Regions from separate parts of the Homo sapiens genome. Here region 2 is linked to region 1. The links are chromatin loops, found by intact Hi-C in ENCODE. Cell type or tissue: chondrocyte. All regions are shown on one strand. Each heading gives the region's core, and the rest is flanking DNA. Links, peaks and the distances in the headings are about the cores only. Region 1 holds the start of TAOK1 (TAO kinase 1). Region 2 overlaps TAOK1 (TAO kinase 1).

What was found. A loop is a pair of places that touch in the nucleus more often than their neighbours do. Peaks named below come from ENCODE experiments on the same cell type or tissue, not always from the same donor. Only the 100,000 strongest peaks of a DNase experiment are listed, where the experiment ranks them.
Region 2: a loop joins it to region 1, with 2.2 times the contacts of the local background. A loop is called at or near these places in 2 of 110 quality-filtered maps.

What each region holds. Positions count from the first base shown.
Region 1 is chr17:29,385,964-29,395,004 of GRCh38, reverse strand. It overlaps TAOK1 (TAO kinase 1), which reads right to left and starts at 4,642. Exons shown (of 20, transcript NM_020791.4): 1 at 3,981-4,642. MIR4523 (microRNA 4523) reads right to left here and starts at 4,343; the gene lies at 4,275-4,343. It also overlaps the pseudogene RNU4-34P. RefSeq lists enhancers at 3,237-3,476, 4,637-4,726, 4,847-5,086 and a silencer at 4,127-4,596. In chondrocyte, for the core only: no CTCF peak of the experiment used is centred there; a DNase peak (open chromatin) is centred at 4,714.
Region 2 is chr17:29,532,640-29,541,680 of GRCh38, reverse strand. It overlaps TAOK1 (TAO kinase 1), which reads right to left. Exons shown (of 20, transcript NM_020791.4): 19 at 7,381-7,563. Among named protein-coding and RNA genes, the nearest start is that of ABHD15, 30 kb to the left of the region's middle. In chondrocyte, for the core only: CTCF peaks have their summits at 4,310 and 4,514 (motif pointing right); no DNase peak of the experiment used is centred there.

The sequences.
Region 1 (9,041 bases), core at 718-8,717:
CCCCAGCATGCTGGGATTATAGGCATAAACCACCATGCCTAGCCCATGCTAATTAAAAAAAAAATTTGTTTTTGTAGAGACAGGGTCATGCTATGTTGCCCAGGCTGCTCTTGAACTCCTGGCCTCAAGCAATCCTCCCACCTCAGCCTCCCAAAGCGCTGGCATTACAGGCCTGAGCCACTTTGCCCAGCCCAGAAATAACACTTTTTTGAAGGGATTCGTTCACATATGATCCTCATCCAAACAGCAACCCTCAACTAATATGTACCAAAAATGCTCCTCATTTCTAAAAGATTAAATTAGTATGAGTGCAATTAATTGTTATAAGTAACAGAGACTAGTGAAAACAAAACAGAGATACAAATGAAAAATTAAGTGATTTTAATATACAAATAAGCCAAATGCAAAACACAGACTTTATTTCCAGGTGAAAGACACGAAAGACAGATTGATCTCAACTCTAATTTCAATGCCAACAACTGACCCCTAGATATCTTCTGGATTTACTAAATATTCATGTCTATTAAGAACTGGCAAATTTGCCGGGCACGGTGGCTCAAGCCTGTAATCCCAGCACTCTGGGAGGCTGAGGCGGGCAGATCACAAGGTCAGGAGATCGAGACCATCCTGGCTAACACAGTGAAACCCCGTCTCTACTAAAAATACAAAAAATTAGCTGGGCTTGGTGGCAGGCGCCTGTAGTCCCAGCTACTCAGGAGGCTGAGGCAGGAGACTGGCGTAAACCCAGGAGGTGGAACTTGCAGTGAGCCGAGATCGTGCCACTGCACTCCAGCCTGGGCGACAGAGCAAGACTCCGTCTCAAAAAAAAAAAAAAAAAAAAAAAAAAAAAAAAACTGGCAAATTATTAAAATAAATCATACTCATGGTTAGTTATGAGCATCCAGTCTTTCTAGTATCCTGTAACTAAAGAGTTGCTTTCTTACTGTTAAAATGGCATCGTAACATGGGCCCAAATATCATGTATACACCTTGTTATACAGAAAGTTTATTTTATATCAACACCCATTCAATTACTTGCCATATCCTCACTTCTCCCAAAATCGACATTATAAAAAATACGATAATTATTTTCTATTCAGTGCCCTCATACTTCTGATTCTGTACATTGCTGTACTTCTTTAAAACCTCTCAGAGTTTAAATTTGTTTGCAATACTATCCTTTAGTTTGGAAGCAATGTTTTGTTACTGTCAAGATAATCTTAAACTATTAAAAGCCTTTAAATCCAGCTGATTCTCAGAAATTCTTCCACCTATAAAACATGAGAATTATAACCAAATTAACAAATCAGATATCAGAATGCCAAAAATTAAGTCATTAAAAGAGAATCCAGTGAAAGAGCCAGTTGTGAAAGAACAGGAAGTGATGTACACTGCCATTTTGTAGATGAACTATTTAGAAACATAAGAAGTGCCATACTAATCTAGAATCAACTCAGACTAACAGCTCTCAGCATTTTCTTTCTGACAGTGGCATCAGAGGTCATCTGAAATAACCCTCAGGCAATTTTTCCTTAATAATGTATTTATCTAATTGATCATGAACATACTTTTCCACTTTTAGGCAACATTCCTACCAGCTATGAAAAAAGAGAGTTGTTTTTTTTTCAGTTGTCCTTAGTTATAGCATGCTGAAATATAGCAAGTAAATAGTTAACCTACACCCTATGTAAATCCTTTAAGTTTTGTAGCCTCTATTGATAAATCCTCTCTGCCTACAACTTCCCAAGGTAAAAGCAGTCACTCCTTACTGAGCAGTATGCTTCGATCAACACATGCTAGTATATATGAAATAATTATCAACAACAAGCCATAATACGGAGAATCAGACTTCCTGGCATAATTTGCCATAATGGAGAAAACTCTACATATCAACAACATGCAGCTTTGTCCCATGAAATAAATACTCAAATGAATAGTGTTATTTCAATGAATTGAGATGACCATTAAAAGGGAATAAAGAAAAGAGAATTCCATCTTCTGAGAAAAAAAAATAAAACTTATTTAACATACCATGTCTCCTACATCAAAATCATGATATAAAATGACAGAAACTAAGTTAGTGCCTAGCGCTACTACTAACACCTTTAAATCCCTATCTTAAAACAGGTTTCAAAATGCAACAAACACACCAAAAAAGCTCTATTGGACAACATTTAATGACAACATAAAATGTAGATGGCATTTGAAGTATTTAAAAATAAGTCACTAAGTAGAGCTGAAAACACTAAATACACCAAAGACAACTCATTATCTGTACACATTTTAGTCTTCTTCTTCACTTTGGGAAAAAATTAATTCTATTAATAGTCATATGTGGAATATTTTGAAATCACATCACCAGTATTTACTAAACACTTGAAAAAAATGTATCATCAGTACATGGAGACTTGAAAACTACTCTTTGGTCACAAAAAGCACTTGGCAGCACATTTCCAGAATGTTTAAATTTTTATTTCTACTCAACTAAGAACAAAACCAACAAGTACTACTGTAAACCAGATAAGATGATCTGCTTTCAGACAAACATGACAGGTAGCAAAAGAAGTGAAAAATGACTGACTACAGAAAATAGATCATAGAATAATTAGGCAGATTAATAAGAACAAAGAAACAGCTGCAGAAAGGTTTGTAACCTTACCATTTTAAAAAAAATCCAATTTCAATATTATACACAACAGTATCAACCCTAAAAATTCACAGCTTAGGGAGAAATGCCCTGAATCAGACAGGCTGTCTGTATGTAATAATTGTTAATAATTTTTTTTTTTGAAACGGAGTCTCGCTCTGTCGCCCAGGTTGGAGTGCAGTGGCACCATCTCGCCTCACTGCAACCTCCGCCTCCCGGGTTCAAGCGATTCTCCTCCCTCAGCCTCCCGAGTAGCTGGGACTACAGGCGCGTGCCACCATGCCCAGCTAATTTTTTGTATTTTTAGCAGAGACGGGGTTTCACCGTGTTAGCCAGGATGGTCTCGATCTCCTGACTTCGTGATCCGCCCGCCTTGGCCTCCCAAAGTGCTGGGATTACAGGCGTGAGCCACCGCGCCAGGCCAATAATTCTTCATGAACTACAAAAGTCATAGAAAAAGAAAAGGGAAATGAGGATGAGGAGGTACAAAATTATTTTATTTGAATTCTAACTAAAATCCAACCTGCTCACAAAAAATGTCAATCCAGACATCTCTCAAAAAGAGAGACATCAAAACTGTTCTAACAGGAGAGGTGTCCCTCTCGAGAGGCCATATCCCCCAACAATAACACCAGAACAGATACACTTCCCATGGACAGATCTCAGGGGAAGAGTATTAAAACGATACTGTCGTCGATTTAAAACCAAAGGAAAAAGAGTAACCTTTTCAAGGGAAGCGCCATTACTTCCCTCTCCTGCTCCCCCTCCCTTCTGTGTATACATGGGTCTGTGTATGAAGAAACTGCCTTGGACTTCTGCAGCATTGCAGTAGACTAGAGGATGGGGAAGGGGGAAGGGTACGGGGAGAGAAACGCTTCCATCGCCCCTACAGAAGAGGGGTATAGATTTCCTGTGCTAGGGGGTGGAATCCACCCAGCAAGCCACCCAGAGCAGTCTCCCTTCCCAAGAATACACAGACACTACAAAGGAGAAGAGGAGCAAAGGCACCAGAGGGGAAGGGGACCTCGCGCCTTTAAACCGGGGTGCACATCAACCCAGTCTCCCTGTGAGGGCCACACCTTCCTCGAAACATCCCCCTTCCACCACCCCTTCCGGTGACCCTCAGGAAAAAGGAATGGAATTGCTCTCGCCCCTTAAAACCGGAGGGCGCCCAGCTCACCAGCTTCTTCACCCCACCCACAGAATCACAGACCCTCCTTTTCTCCCTCCCCCACCCCACTCCCACATCCCTTCTTCCACACACAGGCCCGAGTGGGCCGAATTTCCCCGCCCCCCTCTATATCCCCCTTTCCCAAAGCAGAGGTGCCCTTACCCTTTCGCCGACAGGTCTGGGGCGGAGCAGGCAGGCGCAGCCCCCTGCAGCGCTCCGGTAGCCGCTACCCTGGAGGGTGAGGAGTGAGGAGGAGGAGGGGGCCCGGCGACAGATCGCCGCCCCCCACCCCCGAGCCCCAGCAAGCCGCCCAGCCCAAGCTCTGCAACAAGGGGCGGCGGCGGCGGGGGGTGGGGGGGGGGGCGAGGGGACGACCGGGGTCGAGGAGGCGCCCTCAGCGCTTGGGCTCAGTTAAGATGGCGCGGGGAAGTGCCGGGAGCCGTCTCCGTCGCCGCCTCGGGGGAACCGGCCCGGGCCTCGGCCGCCTCTAGTCCTCACACAGCCGAGGCCCTCTCGGTCCCCCGCCGCGGCCCCTCGGCGGGCGGGCCCACGCGCAGCCCTCCGCCACCAACACCACCCCTGGTAAGGAGGCGCTCACAAAGGGAAGAGAGGCCGCGGGCCGGCCGGCGGACGGCGGGGCGGGGTCCCCCGGGGCCGGGAGGCCTCAGATGTTCGCGAGTGCCTAGTGCTTTCGGCCCGCGAAGGGCGCAGGGCGAGCGGGACCCCTCCTCTCTCCTCAGGCAGGCGGCGGCACCGACTCAGTCTCTTTGCCACCCTCCCTCTCTCTCCCCGAGCCCTGAAGCCACAGAGCCCGGCCGCTGCCCAGCTTCCCCCCCTTTACCCGACACCACTCCCCTCCTCCAGACCGTCATCCCCCGTCTCCGATCTCGCGAGATTTTCCGCCTGACAGGCCGGACCCTGCGCGAGACACGACTACATGCGCGCGCGCGCGCCCTCACAGGAGCGCGCAAGGCTTGCTACGGGCAGAGTTGTCCCGGTGGCCCGGAGTTCCAGCCTCTGTCCAGCATGGCCTCACTGAGTTCGCGGAGCTTCTAATGCCACGCGGGCGTCAGGTGCATTCATTTCACCCCGGAGATCTGAAGAAGAAGAGTTTATCTGCATTCCCCTTCCTTCCTGCTTCCCACCTCCAAAGCCCGCCACTGATCCTGCGAATAAGTTTGCCCTGAAGTGTGGAATATCCCATTCCTGCACAACTCGGTTCTACACCCCCTCCCCCGTGGGATTCAGAGGTACACTGGGCAGCGCAATCAGTATGCAGTTGAGTTTTTGAGATTCTAATAGTTGATACTAATTCTTGGAACGACAGTAAGACTTGGAAATACAGATCTAAGCCACCCTATATATTGGTGATGTAGAAAAGAGATAACTTCTTGAAAAGTGTCTGTGGGTTTAGTAGGTTGAGTAATGAGAAGTTTTGGAACAAGAGCAGCAAACAAACTAAAGACTCCTATGCAAAGAAGAAGTAGAGTTTTTATTCTTTTATCTCAAAACTTTTTTTTTTTTTTTTAGGGAAAACTCCCTCAGTACTTATTCAAGAACCTAAAAGTGTAAGGCCGGGCGCGGTGGCTCACGCCTGTAATCCCAGCACTTTGGGAGGCCGAGGCGGGCGGATCACGAGGTCAGGAGATCGAGAGCATCCTGGCTAACACGGTGAAACCCCGTCTCTATTAAAAGATAGAAAAAAATTAGCCGGGCGTGGTGGTGGGCGCCTGTAGTCCCAGCTAGCTACTCGGGAGGCTGAGGCAGGAGAATGGCGTGAACCCGGGAGGCGGAGGTTGCAGTGAGCCGAGATTGCGCCACTGCACTCCAGCCTGGGCGACAGAATGAGACTCGTCTCAAAAAAAAAAAAAAAAAAGAGAGAACCTAAAAGTGTACACAAAGTGTAGTCATAAAAAATCTTGGTTCTTTAACCAACAAAACGACTGAAATAAATAAACCTGTTATATGAGTTTCATGAATAAAAATTAACTCTGGGCCGGGCCCGGTGGCTCACGCCTGTAATTATAGCACTTTGGGAGGCTGAGACGGGCGGATCACCTGAGGTCAGGAGTTCGAGACCAGGCTGGCCATAGTAGATCTGTGCTCCAAGGAAGGAGCATGTTGATCAGACCTAAGCAATCCGTGTATACAGTGTATGTATGACCTTCCTCTAGTCTGGCTCAGGGATGGGCACATGATCCAATTAGAGCCAATGGGTACAATAAGATTTTCTCTGGCTTTTTGGGAAAGAAACTTTCTTATTTTCTCCCAAAAATGTAATATATATATTGAACTCCCAAAATGGAATCCAGTGGTGTGATCCTGGCTCACTGCAACCTCTGCCTCCCAGGATCAAATGATTCTGCTACCTCAGTCTCCCAAGTAACCGGAACTACAGGCATATGCCACCGTGCTGGCTAAGTTTTGTATTTTTTGTAGAGATGGGTTTCGCCATGTTGCCCAGGCTGGTCTTGAACTCCTGGCCTCAAAGGATCCACCTGCTTCGGCCTCCCAAAGTACTAAGATTACAGATGTGAGCCACCGTGCCCAGCCTATGATTTTTCAATGAGCAATAATCACACCTCGGATAAATCTCATTGGCTACAATACTGCCACTGCACAAAGTTTCTGAAATTTGATGATGATGATAACAAAAATAGTGAAATAGTTAACACGTATTGAGTGCTGATTATATGCCAGAGAGAGTTCTAAACACTCTACTTATTTACTCCTCACAATAACCATATTGGGTGGGTATAATTATTATTCCCTTTTAGAAATGGTGGAACTGGGCCTGGCACGGTGGCTCATGCCTGTAATCCCAGCACTTTGGGAGGCTGAGGTGGGCAGATTACCTGAGGTCAGGAGTTCGAGACCAGCCTGGCCAACATCGTGAAAAAAATTAGCCGGGCATGGTGGTACACGCCTGTAATCCCAGCTACTCAGGAGGCTGAGGCAAGAGAATTGCTTGAGCCCAGGAGACAGAGGTTGCAGTGAGAGGAGATTGTGCCACTGCACTCCAGCCTGGCCAACAGAACGAGACTCTGTCAAAAAGAAAGAAAGAGAGAGAGAGAGAAAGAAAGAAAGAGTGGCACTGAGGCACAGAGAAGAATTTTGATTAACTTGTCAAAGTTCTTATAGCCAGTTTGTGGTGAAGCCAGTTGTCAAACTCAGCTTTCATCCAGAACCACTGTGTTCTTTTTTTTCTTTTTTTCTTTTTTTTGAGACAGAGTCTCACTCTGTCGCCCAGGCTGGAGTGCCATGGCGCGATCTCAGCTCACTGCAATCTCTGCCTCCCGGGTTCAAGCAATTCTTCTACCTCAGCCTCCTGAATAGCTGGGACTACAGGCGCGTGTCACTGCGCCCGGCTAATTTTTGTATTTTTAGTAGAGACGGGGGGGGGTTCACCATATTGGCCAGGCTGGTCTCGAACCCCTGATCTCGTGATTCACCCGCCTTGGCCTCCCAAAGTGATGGGATTACAAGCTGAGCCACTGTGCTCGGTCTATATTCTTTTTTTTTTTTTTTTTTGGGACGGAGTCTCGCTCTGTTGCCCAGGCTGGAGTGCAGTGTCACGATCTCAGCTCACTGCAACCTCCACCTCCCGGGTTCAAGCAGTTCTCAGAGCCACTACATTCTATTTCCTTGAGAGAATGTAAGGACTGGAATTGCTATTGCCTTTTGCTGTGAAGCCCCAGAACAAAGGCAACTCAGTGGGAAACACATTCTGGAGATAAAACCAGATCACTGAAGCCCTGGAACTAACTCTGTCTGAAGTCAGTCCTGACCCTGGAGTTTTTAGCATTTGTGTGCTAAAACATTCCCATTTTTCTTAAGCTAACGTTGGGTCTGGTTCTCTTTTGTTTGCAACCAAATAGTCCTCACACAGAACTGTTTATTTTTTGGCCTTTCCCACCAGGCTGTGATCTTCACAAGCATATGAATATTTGTCTTATTTATATCTATGTCCACAAACTTAGCATAATGTACATAATGACATTCAACAAATGTTTGCTATCAGTTCAATAATTCTGCAGACATTTTCTCCTATGTGTCAGAAATTGGGTTAGGTGTGGGAGATGTCAAGAAGAGTGAGTGAATGAAAGCTGTTTGCCTGGAGTGTATGGAAGAATAGCTGCTGCAAATGTTAGTGTGACAGAGAACTCTAGGAAAAGGTGTACACACATGCTAGAGTTCTCTGGAGGTTACTGTCACTTTGGCACTATGTGCCTGGCCGATGGGTATTTCTGGAGTCTTACACATGTCAAATGTTTTCAGGATTGTCTAAGGTTCTAAGAATGTCTAGAAGTCACCTGCTTCCCAAACTGATGTACGTATCGGAGTTATAGCCGGTCCTGTCATGTAAATGATGTGTTTTCTGCTATGCTTCTCTGTGTCTCTTGACTCCCAAAAGCATATACTGTAAAATGAATATGCCCTACCCATGTCTCAGACTTATAGTGAAGATCCTGTCTGGATATGAAAGTTCTGTTGTATCCAGGTGATAGCTGCTTTATTTCACCTGACCACAAGTGCTAATATATTCTACTCTAGCTAGCATCCCCACAAAAAACGTATCAGTTAGCCTCACTAGCAGTTCTATTCCACTTGTAGTGAACATCTGTTATTCTTGTCTGTCCCAAATTTCTCCCTCTTCTTCTGGCAAAAAGTACCCTATGGCCGGGTGTGGTGGTTCACACTTGCAATCCCAGCACTTTGGGAGGCTGAGGTAGGTAGATCACTTGAGCTCAGGAGTTTGAGACCAGCCTGGTCAACATGGGGAAACCCCATCTCTACAAAAATTAGCTGGGTGTGCTGGTGTGCACCTATAGTCCCAGCTACTAGGGAGGCTGAGGTGGGAGGATCACTTGAGTCTGGGAAGTTGAGGCTGCAGTGAGCCCTGTTTACACCACTGCACTCAAGCCTGGGTGACAAAGTGAGACCCTGTCTCAAAAAAAAATTTTTTTAATTACTCTACAGTTCTTAGAGAACTTTCCTGTCTGTTGTTCTGTGGAGTTCTTGTGGGGTTGTTACTCTGGGCCTCTTGCTACAGATGGGCACGCCGTCACAGCGTGGGCAACCAAAATAGCTCACCCCTTGGTGAAGCAACTGGGCCAGGGAAGGGTACATGACCCAGAGCCCAAGCTGGACCACTCAGAGATGTTCATTTGGATTTTATATACTGCTTTGTGAGAGTGAGAAGTTTTGCTTTGCCTTTGGGCT
Region 2 (9,041 bases), core at 618-8,617, 150 kb before region 1:
CCTCAGCCTCCCATGTAGCTGGGATTACAGGCATGTGCTACCACATCCAGCTAATTTTTGTATTTTTAGTAGAGATGGGGTTTCACCATGTTGGCAAGGCTGATCTTGAACTGCTGACCTCAGATGATCCTCCCGCCTCAGCCTCCCAAAGTGCTGGGATTGAGGATTTGAGATAATAGGGGAAATTTAGACATGCATTTAAAAATTATTATGAATTCTGTTAGATATCACAGTGGAATTATGATTACATTAAAGTCAAAAGTCCTATCTAGGCCGGGCGCGGTGGATCACGCCCATAATCTCAGCACTTTGGGAGGCTGAGGCGGGTAGATCACTTGAGGTCAGAAGTTCGAGACCAGCCTGGCCAACATGGTGAAACCCCATCTCTACTAAAAATACAAAAATTAGCCAGGCGCGGTGGCACACGTCTGTAATCCCTGCTTCTTGGGAGGCTGAGGCAGGAGAATCACTTGAACCTGGCAGGCAGAGGCTGCAGTGAGCAGAGATCACACCACTGCACTCCAGCCTCGGCGACAGACTGAGACTCCATCTCAAAACAAACAAACAAATAAACAAAACAAAAATTTTTTTCATGGGAAGCAAATACAAATAAAAAATTGCAATAGAATGGGTTAAGATATTTATAAGGTACTACAGAAATAAAAAATGTATCAAGGCCGGGCGTGGTGGCTCATGCCTAGTAATCTCAACATTTTGGGAGGCCGAGGTGGGTGGATCACTTCAGGCCAGGAGTTTGAGACCAGCCTGGCCAAGATGGTGAAACCTCGTCTCTACTAAAAATACAAAAATTGGCCGGGCACAGTGGCTCACGACTGTAATCCCAGCACTTTGGGAGGCTGAGGCAGGCAGATCACTTGAGGTTGGGAGTTCGAGACCAGCCTGACCAACATGGAGAAACCCCGTCTCTAGTAAAAATACAAAATTAGCCGGGCGTGGTGGCACATGCCTGTAATCCCAGCTACTCGGGAGACTGAAGCAGAAGAATCGCTTGAACCTAGGAGGCGGAGGTTGCGGTGAGAAGAGATAGCACCATTGCACTCAAGCCTGGGCAAAAAGAGTGAAACTCCATCTCAAAACAAAAATAAAAACAAAAACAAAAAACAAACAACCCAAAAACAAAAAGAAAAATTAGCCGGGAGTGGTGGCAGGTGCCTGTAATCCCAGCTACTCAGGAGTCTGAGGCAGGAGAATCACTTGAACTTGGGAGGCGAAGGTTGCAGTGAGCCAAGATGGGGCTACTGCACTCCAGCCTGGGCAATAGAATGGGACTTAGTCTCAAAACAAACAAACAAACAAACAAACAAACAAAAACAGAAAAAAGTATTGAACGGTTTGCTCTATAGGGGAGGAAAAGTGGAGCAAATAAGTCTCAAAGAAGATGGTACAGACATACAGACATTTGGTATCTTTCCCTGAGAAGAATATTCCATGTTTAAGTCCTCCTTCAACCTTCATAAAAAATGCCTAATGCCTCTTTAATAACATGTTTTAGAATAACAATTTTCAAACTCTTCTTACTCCAGTCCATCCTGGCCTGTTTGTAATTTCTCCCAAACATTTCTTATTTTATCATTTCTCCATGCCTTTACACATTCCTTGTGTTTCTGGTTAACCTATTCTTCCTTCAGAAAGCACTCTTTATACCATCTCCCTGAGATTTCTTTGCCCCACTTTCCCTCCGCTATAGAGTACATCACTCCTATACTTTTGTATTTCTGCTATACTTTATAAATCTGTTATTATATTTTGCCACATTCTACTGCAATTTTTGCTTTTTTTCGAGACAGGGTCTTGCTCTGTCACCCAGGCTGGAGTGCAGTGGCGCGATCGTGGCTCGCTGCAACCTCCACCTCCCAGGCTCAGGCTATCCTCCCACCTTATCCTCCTGGGTAACTGGGTATTTCTACTAAAAATACAAAAATTGGCTGGGTGCAGTGGCTCACGCCTGTAATCCCAAGAGCTTTGGGAGGCTGAGGTACGAGGATCACCTGAGGTCGGGAGTTCGAGACCAGCCTGACCAACATGGAGAAATCCCATCTCTAGTAAAAATACATGATTAGCCGGGCATGGTGGCACATGCCTGTAATCCCAGCTACTCGGGAGGCTGAAGCAGGAGAATTGCTTGAACCCGGGAGCCGGAGGTTGCTGTGAGCCGAGATAGTGCCATTGCACTCCAGCGTGGGCAACAAGAGTGAAACTCCATCTCAAAAAAACAAAAAACAAAACAAAACAAAAAACAGGCATGCACCACCACACCCAGCTAATTTTTTGTATTTTTGGTAGAGAGGAGGTTTCACCATGTTGCCTAGGCTGCTCTCAAACTCCTGATCTCAAGCGATCCGGCCTCTTCTGCAATTTTTTGTTTCCTACACAAAAATATGTTTGTTTGTTGTTTTCTGAGACAGGGTCTGGTCTGTTGCCCAGGCTGGAGTGCAGTGGTGCAATCTTGGCTCACTGCAACCTCTACCTCTCAGGTTCAAGCAATCCTCCACACCTCAGCCTCCAGAGGAGCTGGTACTACAGGCGCACACCACTATATCCAACTAATTTTTGTATTTTTTTTTTGTAGAGACGGGGTTTCATCATGTTGCCAAGGCTGGTCTCAAACTCCTGAGCACCAAGTGATCCGCCCCACTCGGCCTTCCGAAGTGCTGGGATTACAGTGTAAGCCACTGCACCCACCCCCAAATTTTAATTCTTACTTAAAAACACTACTAACCATGATGTTAATACTAAGTGAAATCTTGAGAGAAAATTAAATGAGATGATTAAAAAAAGGTCATTTATACTCTGGAAATGCTACTACTTTTCATATATATATATTTCACATATAATTTAACATTTATAGTTGTGTTGTTATCTAAAAATTTAATGTAAATGAAGGATGAGAAACATTGAAACAAGACTTCATGTACATGTGAGGCTCATTTTGTCTCAAACTAAATGAACAATTTTTGGTTCACTTGGAGACTTACAACAATCTTCAAACAGAATGATTTTTCATCTAGAATCAACTAACATTCACTCCAGTTCCATTTCTATTTATTTTCAGATGTCTCCTTCTTATATGTATGTACAACCGGCAAGCATAAAGTGCAGAAATCACAGCTTTTAGGATTTTACAAAGTTTTTGTAGAGAGGTACAGGGTCTTAGTGATTGCTAATTGACCCCAGCCTGCCTTGTAGTCACATACTTTGCTTGAAAGGCAAAATATTAGCCATAAAAACCAAGTAACATCTTGAAGCACTATAGATGTACCATCCTATTGTTCTTTTACTCTTTTAAATACTAAATAATTGTATGCATTTTTCCATTATGAAATGAATAAAACCATATTTTAAAAAAGAAACAGAGAAAAAAATCAACCTATCACATTAACATAGCCACTACTAACATTACTTCAAGTAGGATTTGTCTTTTAAAATTTTGTTCAACACACCATAAACATTTTTCCATATTAATACTGGTTTTGCAGACATCATTTAAATGGCTGAATAAGATTTTTTTATTGGCTTGGCCATGTTTACCTTTTTTTTTTTTTTTTTTTTGAGATGGAGTCTTGCTCTGTCGCCAGGCTGGAGTGCAGTGGCGTGATCTCAGCTCACTGCAACCTCTGCCTCCCAGGTTGAAGCGATTCCCTTGCCTCAGCCTCCCAAGTAGCTGGAATTACAGGCACGCACCACCATGCCGAGCTAATTTTTGTATTTTTAGTAGAGACGGGGTTTCACCACGTTGGCCAGGCTGGTCTTGAACTCCTGACCTTGTGATCTGCCTGCCTCAGCCTCCCAAAGTGCTGGGATTACAGGCGTGAGCCGCCACACCCAGCCGTATCTCTATTTTAAATAGTTAGGTTGTTTTAAACTATTATAAAGTTGTTATAATTAACATATTTATGCAGTTTTTTTTTCCTGTAATTTGGATTTCTTTTCCTTTTTTCCTGTAATTTGGATTTCTTTTCCTCAAAGTTTTAAACACTTAACATTTACAAGGCTAAATATACAACTCCAGGCGCAGTGGCTCATGCCTGTAATCTCAGCACTTTGGGAGGCCGAGGTGGACAGATTGCTTGAGCCTAGGAGTTTGAGACCAGCCTGGGCAACATGGAGAAACCCCATTTCTATCCTTGCCCCCTCCAAAAAAAAAAAAAAAAAATCAGTGGTCATGGTGGTGCATGCCTGTAGTTGTGAGGCTGAGGTAGGAGGACCGCTTGAGCCTTGGGAAATGGAGAACGCAGTGAGCTGAGATTGTACCACTGGACTCTAGCCTGGGCAACAGAGTGAGTCTCTGTTGACACTTGAAAAAAAACAAACAAGTATATATACACCCAACTCCAAATTGCTTTCCAAGATGTATTAACACTGTATAAAAGTGTCACTGTACCTTCACCAATGAGTACTGATTTTATGCCTGCATTGTAATGGCTTTGTATTAACATGCAGTTTTTGGTTAGGATATTAAATAAGACTAAGATGCTAATTAGTGCTGTTTAACTGTTAACCACTAGGTGGAGCTAAAATTATAACCATACTTTAATAGTGCCAATATTTCTCTCATAACACCATTCTTGAAATATTATAGGGAGTTTTCCATTTAGTGATAATACTGAATCCTAAGAGAGAACTTTAGATTAAATTTCAAATATAAAAGATGGAATGAGATGGCCGGGCGCTGTGGCTCACGCCTGTAATCCCAGCATTTTGGGAGGCCGAGGCAGGCGGATCACGAGGTCAGGAGATCGAGACCATCCTGGCTAACACGGTGAAACCCTGTCTCTACTGAAAATACAAAAAAATTAGCCAGGTGTGGTGGTGGGCACCTGTAGTCCCAGGTACTCGGGAGGCTGAGGCAGGAGAATGGCGTAAACCCGGGAGGTGGAGCTTGCAGTGAGCAGAGATCACGCCACTGCACTCCAGCCTGGGCCACACAGCCAGACTCCGTCTCAAAAAAAAAAAAAAAAAGTTTGAATGACATGGATTTAGGAAATTTGCACATGGAAGAAGCTATATTTTTCAAGATTTATGTTTCTATCTTTCTCATCTTATTTATTTATTTATTTTTTGAGATGGAGTCTTGCTCTGTTGCCCAGGCTGGAGTGCAGTGGCGTGATCTTGGATCACTGCAACCTCCGCCTCCCAGGTTCACGCCATTCTCTTGCCTCAGCCTCCCAAGTAGTTGGGACTATAGGCACCCGCCATCATGCCCGGGTTAATTTTTTGTATTTTTAGTAGAGACGGGGTTTCACCGTGTTAGCCAGGATGGTTTCGATCTCCCCTGACCTCGTGATCCGCCCGCCTTGGCCTCCCAAAGTGCTGGGATTACAGGTGTGAGCCACCATGCCCCGGCCTCTCATCTTATTTTTTGAGACAGAGTCTCGCTCTGTTGCCCAGGCTGGAGTGCAGTGGCGCCATCTCGGCTCACTGCAACCTCTGCCTCCCAGATTCAAGGGATTCTCCTGCCTCAACCTCTGGAGTAGCTGGGATTACAGGCGCCTGCCACCACGCCTGGTTAATTTTTGTATTTTCAGTAGAGATGGTGTTTCACTATGTTGGCCAGGCTGGTCTTGAACTCCTGACCACAGGCGATCTGCTCCCCCAACCCTCGGCCTCCCAAAGTGCTGGGATTACAGGCGTGAGCCACTGTGCCTGGCCTTATCTTTCTCATCTTGAATGAGAAATAAAATTGAGATAATATTTAGATGCAAATACCTCTCAAAGAAGCCAGTAATAAAGACAGCTGTGCTAGAGAAATAGTAACATCTTATATCTTATTTAGGTGATTTTTTTAAAGATTTTTTTTGTTTTTTTGAGACAGGGTCTCGCTTTGTAACCCAGGCTGGAGTGCAGTGGCATGATCTCAGCTCACTGCAGCCTCAACCTCCTGGGCTCAAGTGATCCTCTCACCTTAAACCTCCCTAGTCGCTGGGACTATAGGTGTCTGACACCACACTTGGCCAATTTTTGTATTTTTTGTAGAGGCAGGGTTTTGCCATGTTGCCCAGGCTGGTCTTGAACTCCTGAGCTCAAGCGATCTGCTTGCCTCCGCCTCCCAAGTGCTGGGATTACAAGCATGAGCCACAACACCTGGTTTAAAAGATATTTTTTACTTTAATAAGGCATTCTATTTTTATCACAGGAACTATAGGAAATAGAGGAAAAATCTACAGGCCTATGGTCCAGAAACAATGACAACTTTAGGAAGATCATTAGGTAAGTATTAAATGCGATAACCGACGGACCTAAGACTACATCAGCTGTTGGGAATTTAAGACTCAAGAGTTCTGGAATGTATCTCTGAATCCTGGATACAATTGATAATCGACCACTGTTTTATTTATTTATTTATTTATTTTGAGACAGGATCTTGCCTGTTGCCCAGGCTAGAGTGCAGTGGTGCAGCCATGGCTTACTGAAGCCTCAACCTTCTAGGCTCAATCCATCTTCCCACCTCAGCCTCCCAAGTAGCTGGGACCACAGGAGTGAGCCACCACACTCAGCTAATTTTTAAATATTTGTAGAGATAGGGTCTCCCTGTGTTGCCCAGGCTGGTCTCGAACTCCTGAGCTCAGACGATCTTCCCGCCTTGGCTTCCCAAAGTGCTGGGAGGCCTAAGCCCAGCCTAATCTACCACTTCTTGCAACAAATGCCTTTCTTCTCTTTACCTCTCAAAATCTTCTGTCCATCGCCCTTTCCCTAATACACACACACACACACACACACACACACACACACACCTTAGTATCCTGAAGGATGGAAATTTGGGGATTCTAGTTCTATTTTCCAATATATCTGACAAGAATAATTCAGAAAAAAGTAAAGATGTGCATCTAGAAATAACATTTTTTCAGCCTGACTTTTCACCTGTGTGGAACTAATTTTACCTTCTGTCCCTCAGTAATCCTCTACCAATCTGTATAGCTCCAGGCCAAGGATGTATGAGTAAGGTAATATTCCTGATCCTTTGTCCCTGGCTCTCTCAGGCAATTAATGCAGCTCTCTTTCTTCACTAGTTAAGTCCTTCTCCAACCTCCTTAGGTAGAGCAAGCTAGGAACACAGAAGTGAGGAAAATAGAGCCATATCTGCTACTCTCAAATTCAGCTGACTGTCTTCACACACCCATATCTTTTCTCTAGCAATTACTACTTAATTATATTCCCTTGATTTCTGGAGCTCATTAATGATAAGGTTCATCAGTGAATCAGTAATTTTAAAGAAAAATCTGCTGCCATAACTAGAATTCAGGAAATGTGGTATTGTGAAAGAAATCTAATGTGACCTCTGCCAACATGAAAATATATTTATAAAACGCTTCTGACAAAAGCTAATTCGAAAACAATGATTTTTCCTTCTATTACTTATACCTTTTGTTCTAAGAGTGCCCTCCGGAGGGAGACCCTCTGTTCAAGCTCGCGAAGCTCTCGATCATGTTGTGCCTCAGCTTGCATCTTGATTTTGCTCTGATACGCATTCAACAGCTCCAGTTCCTGCTGCAGCTGCATCTTCAAAACCTGGCACTCTGCTTCCTGTGCTTCATCCAAACGCAGCTGAGACAGAGAGAGAGAGAGAAAAAAAAAAGATATATCCTAATGTTAGCTATCAATTCATGACCTATGGAAAGGAGGAGGAGTGTTAGAAGACAGACTACTCTTTTTTAGTTTAGACAATTTTTCTCTCTTGTATCTTGGAGTAAACATCTCTGAAAAAGAAATGCAGAATAACCAATATCGGTATGAAGATAAAGCTATCATAAGCTATTTGGAAGATGCCTGAATAACCATATTTTTCTTAAGAAAAACCTAGAATCCCCTCTCCCCCTCCCCCTCCCTCTCCCCACGGTCTCCCTCTGATGCCGAGCCGAAGCTGGACTGTACTGCTGCCATCTCGGCTCACTGCAACCTCCTTGCCTGATTCTCCTGCCTCAGCCTGCCGAGTGCCTGCGATTGCAGGCGCGCGCCGCCACGCCTGACTGGTTTTCGTATTTTTTTGGTGGAGACGGGGTTTCGCTGTGTTGGCCGGGCTGGTCTCCAGCTCCTAACCGCAAGTGATCCGCCAGCCTCCGCCTCCCGAGGTGCCAGGATTGCAGACGGAGTCTCGTTCACTCAGTGCTCAATGGTGCCCAGGCTGGAGTGCAGTGGGGTGATCTCGGCTCGCTACAACCTCCACCTCCCAGCCGCCTGCCTTGGCCTCCCAAAGTGCCGAGATTGCAGCCTCTGCCCGGCCGCCACCCCATCTGGGAAGTGAGGAGCGTCTCTGCCCGGCTGCCCATCGTCTGGGATGTGAGGAGCCCCTCTGCCTGGCTGCCCAGTGTGGAAAGTGAGGAACATCTCTGCCCGGCCGCCATCCCATCTAGGAAGTGAGGAGCGCCTCTTCCCGGCCGCCATCCCATCTAGGAAGTGAGGAGCGTCTCTGCCCGGCCGCCCATCGTCTGAGATGTGGGGAGCGCCTCTGCCCCGCCACCCCATCTGGGATGTGAGGAGCGCCTCTGCCCGGCCGCGACCCCATCTGGGAGGTGAGGAGCGTCTCTGCCCGGCAACCGCCCCGTCTGAGAAGTGAGAAGCCCCTCCGCCCGGCAGCCACCCCGTCTGGGAAGTGAGGAGCATCTCCGCCCGGCAGCCACCCCATCCGGGAGGGAGGTGGGGGTCAGCCCCCCGCCCGGTTGGAGGTGGGGGGGTCAGCCCCCTGCCCGGCCACCCGCCCCGTCCGGGAGGGAGGTGGGGGGGTCAGCCCCCCACCCGGCCAGCCGCCCCGTCTAGGAGGTGAGGGGCGCCTCTGCCCGGCCACCACCCCGTCTGGGAGGTGTACCCAACAGCTCATTGAGAACGGGCCATGATGACAATGGCGGTTTTGTGGAATAGAAAGGGGGGAAAGGTAGGGAAAAGATTGAGAAATCGGATGGTTGCCGTGTCTGTGTAGAAAGAAGTAGACATGGGAGACTTTTCATTTTGTTCTGTACTAAGAAAAATTCTTTTGCCTGGGGATCCTGTTGATCTGTGACCTTACCCCCAACCCGGTACTCTCCGAA